Linked DNA regions of Homo sapiens: region 1 is linked to region 2. A link is an interaction called in ENCODE POLR2A ChIA-PET data of the cell type or tissue named here. Cell type or tissue: PC-9. All regions are shown on one strand. Links, peaks and the distances in the headings refer to the core of each region. The heading gives the core; the rest is flanking DNA. Region 1 overlaps VWA2 (von Willebrand factor A domain containing 2). Region 2 holds the start of LOC105378494 (a long non-coding RNA gene).

Evidence for each region. Peaks named below come from ENCODE experiments on the same cell type or tissue, not always from the same donor. Only the 100,000 strongest peaks of a DNase experiment are listed, where the experiment ranks them.
Region 1: POLR2A ChIA-PET joins it to region 2 with 5 read pairs; 3 of 35 experiments call an interaction of 5 or more read pairs at or near these places.

The regions. Positions count from the first base shown.
Region 1 is chr10:114,242,560-114,247,934 of GRCh38, forward strand. All of the region lies in intron 1 of VWA2 (von Willebrand factor A domain containing 2), which reads left to right. It also overlaps the pseudogene AURKAP2. Among named protein-coding and RNA genes, the nearest start is that of VWA2, 6.0 kb to the left of the region's middle. In PC-9, for the core only: no CTCF peak of the experiment used is centred there; DNase peaks (open chromatin) are centred at 3,092 and 4,592; H3K4me3 peaks cover 445 bases; H3K27ac peaks cover 2,584 bases.
Region 2 is chr10:114,318,091-114,323,465 of GRCh38, forward strand. It overlaps AFAP1L2 (actin filament associated protein 1 like 2), which reads right to left. Exons shown (of 19, transcript NM_001001936.3): 5 at 5,081-5,171. It overlaps LOC105378494 (a long non-coding RNA gene), which reads left to right and starts at 2,916. Exons shown (of 3, transcript XR_946334.3): 1 at 2,916-2,960; 2 at 4,857-5,010. RefSeq lists enhancers at 1,932-3,131, 2,542-3,243. In PC-9, for the core only: no CTCF peak of the experiment used is centred there; DNase peaks (open chromatin) are centred at 2,001 and 2,761; H3K4me3 peaks cover 389 bases; H3K27ac peaks cover 3,430 bases.

The sequences.
Region 1 (5,375 bases), core at 154-5,153, 76 kb before region 2:
GCCTCTGCGTACTGGTGCCTCTGTGTACCGCATGTCTCTGTGTACCACGTGCCTCTGTGTACCAGTGCATCTGTGTACCGCGTACTTCTGGTCATAGCTGAGAAGTCCTGGGCTGGACTCTAAGCTGGGTTTTTCTCGCTCTGTGGCCTTGGGTCTCGTCTTCTCCAAGATCATTTCTTCATCTATAAAGATGTAAATGATAATATCTACCCTACAGATTATGGGTGTTGTTAAATGAAATGAATATATTAAATGTAATGATAAACTTTTAACATCATTCATTTAGAAAACATTTTACTATTTAGCAGAGACTTTTCTACCCTGTCTCACTGGATCTTTACAACACTGGGGGAGTTTATGAAACAGATTCTCCCCATTTGGCAGATGAGGAACTAAGGCAGGGGAGGTTGTTGCTTGCAGTCACCCAGCTGCTAGGAGCAGAGCTAGGTTGGAATCCTGTCTCTGGACTTTGGGTCCTGTGTGTGTTCTCCCACACCTCAGGGCTAATCCCAGTGTCCCATACAGTGAAATCGGGTTGTGTACAATTTAAAGCATTTTCAGATATCATCCATCAAAACAAACATGAACTCTCTTCTGGCTAAAAATGTGTCTGCAGATGCAGAAAGTATGGGAGGGCTTGTGATCTATGCCCATCTTCCCAGCTTTTCTCCCTAACCCTCCAGGGAGTTCACAAATGGCATGTTGCTTATTTCTTGGTGCGGACTTTTGGTTGTTAGGCCACTGGGTTCTGAAAATTTACTAATTATTTTAGGGGGAGCGTGACTTTCCCCAGGCAGCTTTTTAAATGCTCTCTCTGCCATATCAAACTAGAAATGTGTCATCTACCTCCGTTGACACTCTGAGCCTGAGCCAAATATTTTACCAAAGGTTACAAGGAAGATGATTGTTCCAGCAAGGACTTCCCCACCGGATATTTTTACCTCTGATTTTAGTCTTCCCATTCAGGTGTGTACTGTTCTGGTAAAGGGCTCAGATTTCCATCCTGCTGATTTGGAGGAGGCTGCCAACGGCTAATCTATTTGGGGTTGGAATTGCATTTTGTAAGGAGGTAGAAATGGTTTCCTCTTTTTCCCTACACTCATTTCATTTCCGATGGTAGAGAAGGCAGACATTATCCTGCAAAACTGCCTTCAGCGATCCCCAATCCGGCTCTTCTTTTTTTAAAAAGTAGCTTTGTTTTGGCTTTTATTTCTTCCTGTGTCACGGAAAATGTAATTCCTGGGTAGTGCACAGTGGAAATTTTTGTGGCATCCTGCAGCAGACTTCACATGCCTGCTGTCCCAAGTGCAGCTGGTGCTGCGTGGGAACCAGGATCCGAAGGCCACACTCTGTTGAGGAGATCAGGGGCGTGGAGAGCATCTACATCCATGGATGAGAACTCCAGAAGCCAGGAATAACAAGTGGGATTAGCATGAGTAATGGAACAGAAGGGAACAAGGTGATGAGCGAGGTGTAACGGAAAAGGCTTGGTGAGGCATACCTGAGAATGGGTGGTCTGTTCCAGCCCCTGGCTTGCAGATCACTCCCAACTACTTTGTAGGAAGCCAGAGGGCCCTGGTAAATCTCATCTTGTGCCGGATGGAGTGTGAGAGCTGCTGGCAGGTATTAGCTGGGGGAGAAATTGCCAACGTGCAGGATTCAGGGTGGCAGATTTTTTAAATTATGCTTCTGTGCTTCTGAACTGCCTCTAGTTCATAGCCTGTTTTCTGGAGCCTGGACTTCTGCCAGAGTGTCACCTCTTACCGGCAGCCCCAACACCTCTCCCTTGTTGAACATCCTGTGGCAGCTTCCCCCAGAACCGGGAAGGTGACGCTAGGAGGCCAGAATGGAATCTGATCCACTGATTAGCTGTGTAAGCTGGGGCAGAACACTTCACTTCTCCATGTCTCAGCTTCCTCACCTGTGAAATGGGAATAGTACACCCTCCCTGGCTGGCTGCGAGGATTAGGAGAGAAGACATGAAGGGCGGAGCCTGTGTGTCTTGTGGCAGGCACATAAGAAATGCTCATTACATGGTAGTAGCTGTTGATTTTTATTGTGGAATTCACCCTTTAAAAAAAAAGCTTTCCAGGTGTAGGGCTGTATTTTGGAGGTCAAATTAGTATTGTAGGAAAATTTTGATATGAGAGGGGAATGAGCTGCCTATTCGAGATGACTGGATGGGAATAGAGTGCAAACAATACTTCAACATCATCGCAATAGCGTTCATTTCATTAATCTTGGTATAAAAAAGAATGCAGTGAACACAGTGAGTGCAATGATGCCCTGAAAGGGTCCCTCTAGCCCTCCCACAGGAGGTATTCTGGTGCTTTGTTTATCTAGCAAGCAAGGACCTCCCCTACTATACATCAGGCACATGCAGGTCTCTGGAGCTCCAGCAGAGACTAGATAGTCTGTAGTCTCAGGCATTTGCCGCCTGGCAGTCAAGACAAACGTATCACTGGGCAGTTTCAGCGTGGGCTGTGTGACAGTAGGGATTGTATTGAGGGGGACAGGGGAGGGAGGTGCTGCAGAAGTTGCAGAGCCAACACCGTCTGATTGATCCAAACAGCTAGGAGAAGGCATTTGACATCCTGTGTGCATTTGCAGATTGCCAACATACATTCTATTTTAATGAGCAGAAACTTGGGCGCCTCTGGAAAAACATGCAGCTGGGCAAGCAGAGGCACATAGTGGATCGAGATCAAGCTGCTTAAGTTGGTCTCATAGCACGGAGGGAAGGGGACTGTGTTTACTGGGTGCCTTCCTATGTGGCAGGAACCTTCTGTACTTCCTTCCACTTTATCCTCACAGCAGCCTGGGGAGGTGGCTGCCAGAATCCTTGTTTTATAAATAATTAACAGGCCTGAGCCTCAGTCTCCTGCCAGTGCCCAGGGTCAGAAGCTGTAACTCCGTAAAATCGTCCTGAACCTAAGGAATAGAGACAGCATTGAGAAGCTCTTCACCGCATCCTCAATGCCTCGCCATTGCCTGACTCACAGGCGGCAGGTGGGGGCTTGTTCTGCCTCTGTGGTGTGGAGTAAGAGGGAAAAAAAAAATGTCCTTAGGGGAAAATGAGTCTTTCTTGCTGGCATGCACAGGGCTGGAAGCTAGCAGGAAGTATGTGCTGCAGGCCAGTATCCTTCTCACCACCTTTCTCCCTTTGATCGTGTCTGTAGAGCTCCTGACATACTGGCTCTTGCCATGTTAGGTGTCTGATTTTCACTTAGATCAGGAGAAGACTTGAGCCTCTTAGTCATTTGAAGCAGGAAGACCCTGCACGAAGACTCTCAGCTGGCAGGGACATTTGTTTTATAATAGTTTGTTTTAGGACTGCTTTGAAATCCAAGGAGCTCTATAGACAGTTCCAAGTGGTGCATATTTTAGAATTAGGTAGAATCTGGTGGCATCATGGAAATAACCACACAGTCTGAGAATATTGGGTGGTCAGTACATGCTCCATCCTCCAGGAGGACCACTCTCTGTGGCACCCTGGACTACCTGCCCCCGCCCCCCGCCCAAGATGATTGGAGGTCAGATGCATGGTGAGAAGGTAGATCTCTGGAGCCTTGGTGTTCTTTGCTATGAATTTTTAGTTGGGAAGCCTCCTTTTGAGGCAAACGTACACCAAGAGACCTACAAAAGAATATCACGGGTTGGGCTGGGCATGGTGGCTCACGCCTGTAATCCCAGCACTTCGGGAGGCCGAGGCGGTCGTATCACCTGAGGTCAGGAGTTCAAGACCAGCCTGATCAACATGGTGAAACCCCGTCTCTACTAAAAATACAAAAATTAGCTGGGCGTGGTGGCGCATGCCTGTAATCCCAGCTACTCAGAAGGCTGAGACAGGAGAATCGCTTGAACCCGGGAGGCAGAGGTAGCAGTGAGCCAAGACCATGCCATTGCATTCCAGCCTGGGCAACAAGAGTGAAAGAAACTCCATCTCAAAAAAAAAAAAAAAAAAAACGAGTATCATGGGTTGAATTCACATTCCCTGACTGTAACAGAGGGACCCAGGACCTCATTTTAAGACTGTTGAAGCATAATCCCAGCCAGAGGCCAATGCTCAGAGAAGTACTTGAACACCCCTGGATCACAGCAAATTCATCAAAACCATTAAATTCCCAAAACAAAGAATCAACTAGCAAACAGTCTTAGGAATCGTGCAGGGGGAGAAATCCTTGAACCAGGGCTGCTGTATAACCTTTCAGGAACATGCTACTAAAATTTATTTTACCATTGACTGCTGCCCTCAATCTAGAGCGCTACAAGAAATATTTGTTTTACTGAGCACCTGGCAATGCCTGAACCTCCCTATTCAGAAAGCTCCACATCAATAAACATGACACTCTGAAGTGAAAGTAGCCACAAGAATTGTGCTACTTATACTGGTTCGTAATCTGGAGGCAAGGTTCCGCTGCAGCTGCCCCCTCAGCCTGGGCCAGGCATGGTTTCTTCCCAGGAGACAAATCCAGAGTGTGGCTGTGGGGAAAGTGACCACTTTGCCCTGACTCGATCGGTTAAGGAGCTGTGCAATAACCTTCCCAGTACCTGAGTGAGTGTGTCACTTATTGGGTTGGCCAAGCCTAGTAAAGCTGTTGGAATGAGGATGTGATTCTTTTTAAGTGTGAAAAAAAAAAAAAAGATTTCTGTACAGATTTGTATTTGTTCTCTGGTGGCATTCCCTTAGAAATGCTCTGTGTCTGTCCAGCACCCCGGTAGGCCTGGTTGGGTTTCTAGTCATCTTTAACCACTTATCTCCCATATGAGAGTGTATAAAATAGGAACACATGCTCTACCTCCATTTAGGGACTTGCAACCTCTGCATCCCAGGTTCAAGTGATTCTCCTGCCTCAGCCTCCTGAGTAGCTGGAATTATAGGTGCCCACCACCATGTCTGGCTAATTTTTTGTATTTTCAGTAGAGACACTGTTTCACCGTGTTGGCCAGGCTGGTCGTGAACTCCTGAACTCAGGTGATCCACCTGCCTCGGCCTCCCAAAGTGCTGGGATTACAGACAAGAGCCACCGCGAAGGGCTTATTTTTTAAAAAACACTGGAGTCATGGCATGTGTGTAAACTTTAAATATGCAAATAACTATGTCAAAAAAAAAAACAAAACGGAGCTGGATGTATCTTGAGGTCCAAACATCATAGGTCCATGATGGAGGCAGGAGTCCAATGGGACTTTTAAAACCATAAAACAGCTTAGCCACATCAGGGCCCTTCTCTTCACTTTGTAAGGGAGGAACCACAGCCTCTCCCAAGGTCACAGGGCACCAGGATGAGGATGAGGGCCCCTGGGTTCATGTAGGCTCTCTGCCACCATGGGGCAGGTGTGGCTCCTGCATGGGTGGTGAAGTTTTTTTTTAAAAA
Region 2 (5,375 bases), core at 268-5,267:
GCACTGCAAGCAACATAGAAAAAGCTCAAAATAGTTGATTTGATGGGTAGTAGGATCAGGGTGATTTAAAAATGTTTTTCCTTATTGCCAGTATTGCATTATCTGTATAATAAGCGACATTTAAAAAATGATATACTGTCATTGGGATACTTCCTTCAGTAACAAAAATTAATGGAGGAGGCTACAGAGTTTACTGTGAAGAATTTGGGTAAGTCTCCACTGTTCTGTGCTTCTGGGGTTGCCCCACATGTTTCATGAAGAATTCTAACATCTGCCCATCCTCCTCCATGGGGGTATTAGGAAACTAAGAACGGCAAATCATCAACAGGACTAGGTATGAAAGAAAAAACATTGAGAAAAAAAAGAGGCTGGGCATGGTGGCTCACACCTGTAATCCCAGCAATTTGGGAGGCCAAGGCGGGTGGATCACTTGAGGTCAGGAGTTTGAGACCAGCCTGGCCAACATGGTGAAACCCTGTCTTTTCTAAAAATACAAAAAAAAATTAGCCGGGCATGGTGATGGACGCCTATAATCCCAGCTACTCAGGAGGCTGAGGCAGGAGAATCATTTGAACCAGGAAGTGGAGATTGCGGTGAGCTGAGATCGCGCCACTGCACTCCAGCCTGGCGGCAGGGTGAGACTCTGTCTAAAAAAAAGAAAAAAAAAAGAACAACAAATCATACTCCTGGAGTATCTTGGAGGAAATTTAGAGCAAATATATTAATAATTGTTTTTACCCCTAAAAGGGATCACAGCACACCACAAACATTGCATATTCTTGGCCAGGCATGGTGGCTCATGCCTGTAATTCCAGTACTTTGGAAGGCTGAGGAGGGCAGATCACTTGAGGCCAGGAGTTTCAAACCAGTCTGGCCAATATGACAAAACCCCGTTTCTACTAAAGATACAAAAATTAGCCGGTCATGGTGATGCGTGCCTGTAATCCCAGCTACTTGGGAGGCGGAGACAGGAGAATCCCTTGAACCTGGGAGGTGAAGGTTGCAGTGAGCCAAGATCATGCCACTGCACTTCAGCCTGGGTGACAGAGCCAGACTCTGTCCCAAAAACAAAACAAAACAAAAACAGTATGATATTCTTAAAACAGATACTTGGCTTCTAGGAGGGGCAGGGTGAACAGGAATGAGAGGCAGGATGCTGAGATAATGCCATCCCCATCTGCCATCCCTAGGTAGACTCTACCTCACTGTGTCCTGTGGAACTGAGGGCAGAACAGCCATGCACACTGTGGGTCTTTTAGCCATGTGTTTTGATACCACATGGGTGGGGGGTGGGGGCTGTGGAAAGCCAAGTAGGTTGCTCCTCTGGAAGATCGCACGTGGCATGCAAGTGCAAGACTCATGCACGAGGACAGGAAGAAGACAGTGGCCACCCTCGGGACATGCACACATCTTTGAGAGACAGGCAGCAGGCAAGAATCACTGGCATTCCAGCTCGGGGAGTAAGCAGTACCCAAGGTGATCGTGGCATAAATGACTCCTTCGGGCACCTGCACCCATCTGGGGACTCCAGTGGGGAGAAATCCGCCAGAGTGACCTGCATAACATCCAGGAGCACAGACAGAGGGAAGAGAAGAGAGACAGAATGAAGAGAGGAGCACGCCCAAGTGCAGAGACACAAAGAGAGAGACCCAGATGTGGCAACTCGGCTGCCAGTCCACCAGAGGTTAGTGCTTGCCCATCAGAGGTGTAGGCTGTTGGGTGAGGCCACTGCTAAGCCAAGGACATCATTTCCTAGATCCAGACCCCTTCACATCCAGAGATGACCATGTGACTACTTGTCACCAAGGGACTGTGGGCAGAAGTGATGTGCGTGACTTCCGGCTGGTGCTGTTAAGAAGCAGATAGGGGTTCTCTGCTCTCTCTTTGCAGAGGATTTTGCGTCCCTCGAGGGTGGCCGAGACAAACATGGAAGGAGCCCGGGCACCTAATCTACATGAGGATGAGTAATGCCCCACACTGAAATACCCGAGTGAGAAACAGGTTTGCATTGTGTTACTATAAACAGGAGCTGCTGGGTTATTTGTTACAGCTGCTAGCAGTACCCCAGGGTGAGACACCATCAGTGAAGAACCTGGTATCTCTGGCAAGCAGGGCAGACCCCGATATCCCTAGCACAGGCCAGCAGGGCACTTATTACACATGTGCTCAGAGAGAGGGACATGACCCAGGGGAGCGGTGTGGGGATAGGGCTGATAGAGCAGGTCAAGAATCCAAGCAACTGGCCTTTTGCAAGAAGTCAGCAAATCGCTATGGCCGCCAACTATAGCAAGGGGCTGGGGCCCCACGCCTATTCCTCCAGTCACAACCTGCATGTCACACTGTTTGACCAGGCAGGACCTGAGGTCAGGCCAGCTTGTAAGGCAGGTGAAGGCCTCCCTCTGTGCTGACCATGACTGCTTCTCCCCAAGTCATCCCCAGGCCTCTCCTTGGCAGGACAGGCAGGGCTATGTTCCCTCCCACCTCGCAGCTGGTTTTCCTCCATCTTGGAGCTTTCCTGACCCACTCCACACAGTGAGTTCAAGCTGTCCTTGGGATGACCCCTAGTCCCGGCTACGACCAATATGAACTCACAGTTGAGAGACAAAACCAAGAAGCGCTGGCCTTTCTGACCACTTGTTTGTGTCGAGATGGAGTGTCTGACCCACAAACCGGCCCCCTGGTGCGTCTGGCAGGCAGGCCCCTGCTGGCCCGGCCACACCTGGGAGCAGGGAAGTGCTCACTGCGGTGAGTCACTGTTTCCACCTTCAACGCGCATCCAGACAGCAGCACCGCACCCTCGCCTTTGGTCTGAAATCACAGCCCGACTGGTGAGCTGGCACCACCTCGCATGCTCAGTGGGTCAATGCTAAGTGCTGGCTGCCCACAAAGCCAGCGTCTTAGAATAGACTCAGCCTAAACAGGCGCTCACTTCCCACAGAGTTCCCAGCAGGAGGTGGCAGGTAAGTGTGAAGGAAGGGCAGGGGAATCCCATCCCGCTCCCAGTCACCGGTCCCATCTCATCCCTGGTCCTGTTCTTTTTATTTTTATTTCAATAGTTTTTGGGGTTCAGGTGGATGCATTCTTTAATGATGATTTCTGAGATAGTGCACTGTCATTCGAGTGGTGTACACTGTACCGAATATGTAGTCTTTTATCCCTCACCCCCACTCCCAATCTTCCCCCGCTAGTCCCCAAAGTCCATTATATCACTCATGCCTTTGGGTCTTCATTGCTTAGCTCCCACTTATAAGTGAGAACATAAGATATTTGGTTTTTCATCCTGAGTTACTTCACTTAGAATAATGGCCTCTAGCTCCATCCAAGTTTCTGCAAAAAACATTATTTTATACCTTTTTCTGGCTGAGTAGTATTCTGTGGTGTGTATGTACCACATTTTCTTTATCCCCCTCATTGGTTGATGGCACTTAGGTTGGTTCCATCTCATTCCTGGTCCTGCTCTTTATGGAACCAACAACACCTTCCTCAGCCTAGTTCATTCCCAGCCCCAGGGGCCCTAGCCTTTTATATCTGCTGATTGATTTATGCTTTGAAAGCCCTTTCACCTACAAAGGAAGGAAAGAGAAGGAGGACAGAAGGGGAGGACCACAGTCCAGCTGCCACAGAGACGAGGGTCACAACCACTTCTTTCTGAATCTCAAAGCCTTCCTGTGTGATCAAATCCCCACACCAAGAGCACTTTTGATCCAACTTCCTCAGGCTGAGAGCCATCAGCCAAGGACAGAGGGTGTTAGCATGAGCCCTGCCTACAGAGCCGCTCACACAGTGTCCAGGGCGATCTTTTCAATACCTAAGTGATATAGTTTGGCTGTGTCTCCACCCAAATCTCGTCTTGAATTGTAGCTCCCATAATTCTCACGTGTCATGGGAGGGACCTGGTGGGAGGTAATTGAATCATGGGGGTGAGTCTTTCCCATGCTGTTCTCGTGATAGTGAATAAGTCTCACGAGATCTGACGGTTTTATAAAGGGGAGTTTCCCTGTACACGCTCTCTCTTGCTACTGCCATGTAAGACGTCTTTGCTCTTCGTCTTCCACCATGATTGTGAGGCCTCTCCAACCATGTGGAACTGTGAGTCCATTAAACCTCTTTCCTTTATCAGTTACCTAGTCTCGGGCGTGTCTTTATTAGCAGCATGAGCACAGAGTAATACACTAAGTTAGGTCAGTCCCTAAGTAACCCTCTGGAGGTTTGCAGTCTTTCCTCATTCAGAACTAGGCCAAAGTCATTCCTGTGGCTGGCAGCCCCATCTGCGTCCCCACCTCCTTTCATTCTCCCCTGCTCCTGCCATGCTGGCCTCCTTGTTGTTCCTCAGACACACCCAGAGCTCTCCTGCCTTGACGCTTTTGCAGATACCATGTTCTCTGTCTGGAAAGTTCTTCCTGAATGTATCTGCCTGACTCACTCTCCACTTCATTCAGGAATCTGTTTAAGTCATGCTATCAGAGAAGCCTTCCCTATCTAAAGTAACTCCCCTGTCCTGCAGAAGCCCAGCTCCTGTTCTGTTTTCCATCCTCTCACTTATCACCACCGACACATGCTGTTTATTTGTTGTCTGTTTTCTCTCACGGAATGTCAGTGCTGGGATGACTGGGCTCCTGTCCCTGACACAGCGGGAGCACCATAACTATGAGTCCAGTGAAAGAACATGGAAACTGAGCTCAGACTCAGCCTGACCGCCACTTCCATTGCTGACCAGGGCCTTGGGCCTGTTGGCCAACACTCCTCTCTTCTGTCACCTTTGTGCTGAAATCTCACAACTTGCAGGCAGGAACCACAGAAAACATCAGATGCAGTCAATCTATTTGTTGTGTACCATCCCTCATTCCTCCTTGCAGGACAGCTAGGTCTGCTGTGGGTCTTGGCTCCCCATTCACACTAAAGGCTGAATGCTCTGTGGCCAGTTCTCAATTTGGACCATGCTTTCCTGTCACAGCAGCCCAGACTACCCTCTGTCACCCAGCCCAGGATGAGTGTATCTGTTACCCCCAGGTAAGTCTGCACCAACATCTGTGCAGGAAGCAGTAAGTCACCCTCCCAAGCCCCAGCCGCTGGGATGTACCATTGAGGGATGTGTCATATGGCTCAGCCTCTTCATAGTAGCCCTCTGGAGACTCCGTCTTTGGGATGGCAAGCTGTTTCCGTTCTGGAATCTGTGGTATGAACAAATAAGACAAACGTTTGCAGATATGGTACACTGGGAGCAACTTGGAAATAACTCTTCGGGTGGAAGTCTAGAAGACAAAAATGCCCAGCTGGACTTTAAACTTTAAGCAAGTTGGGAGGGAGAACATGCAGTATCATGAATCCCATCAGTCACAGTCCATAGTGTTTGGTCTGTAGCCACGGAAGGGCTG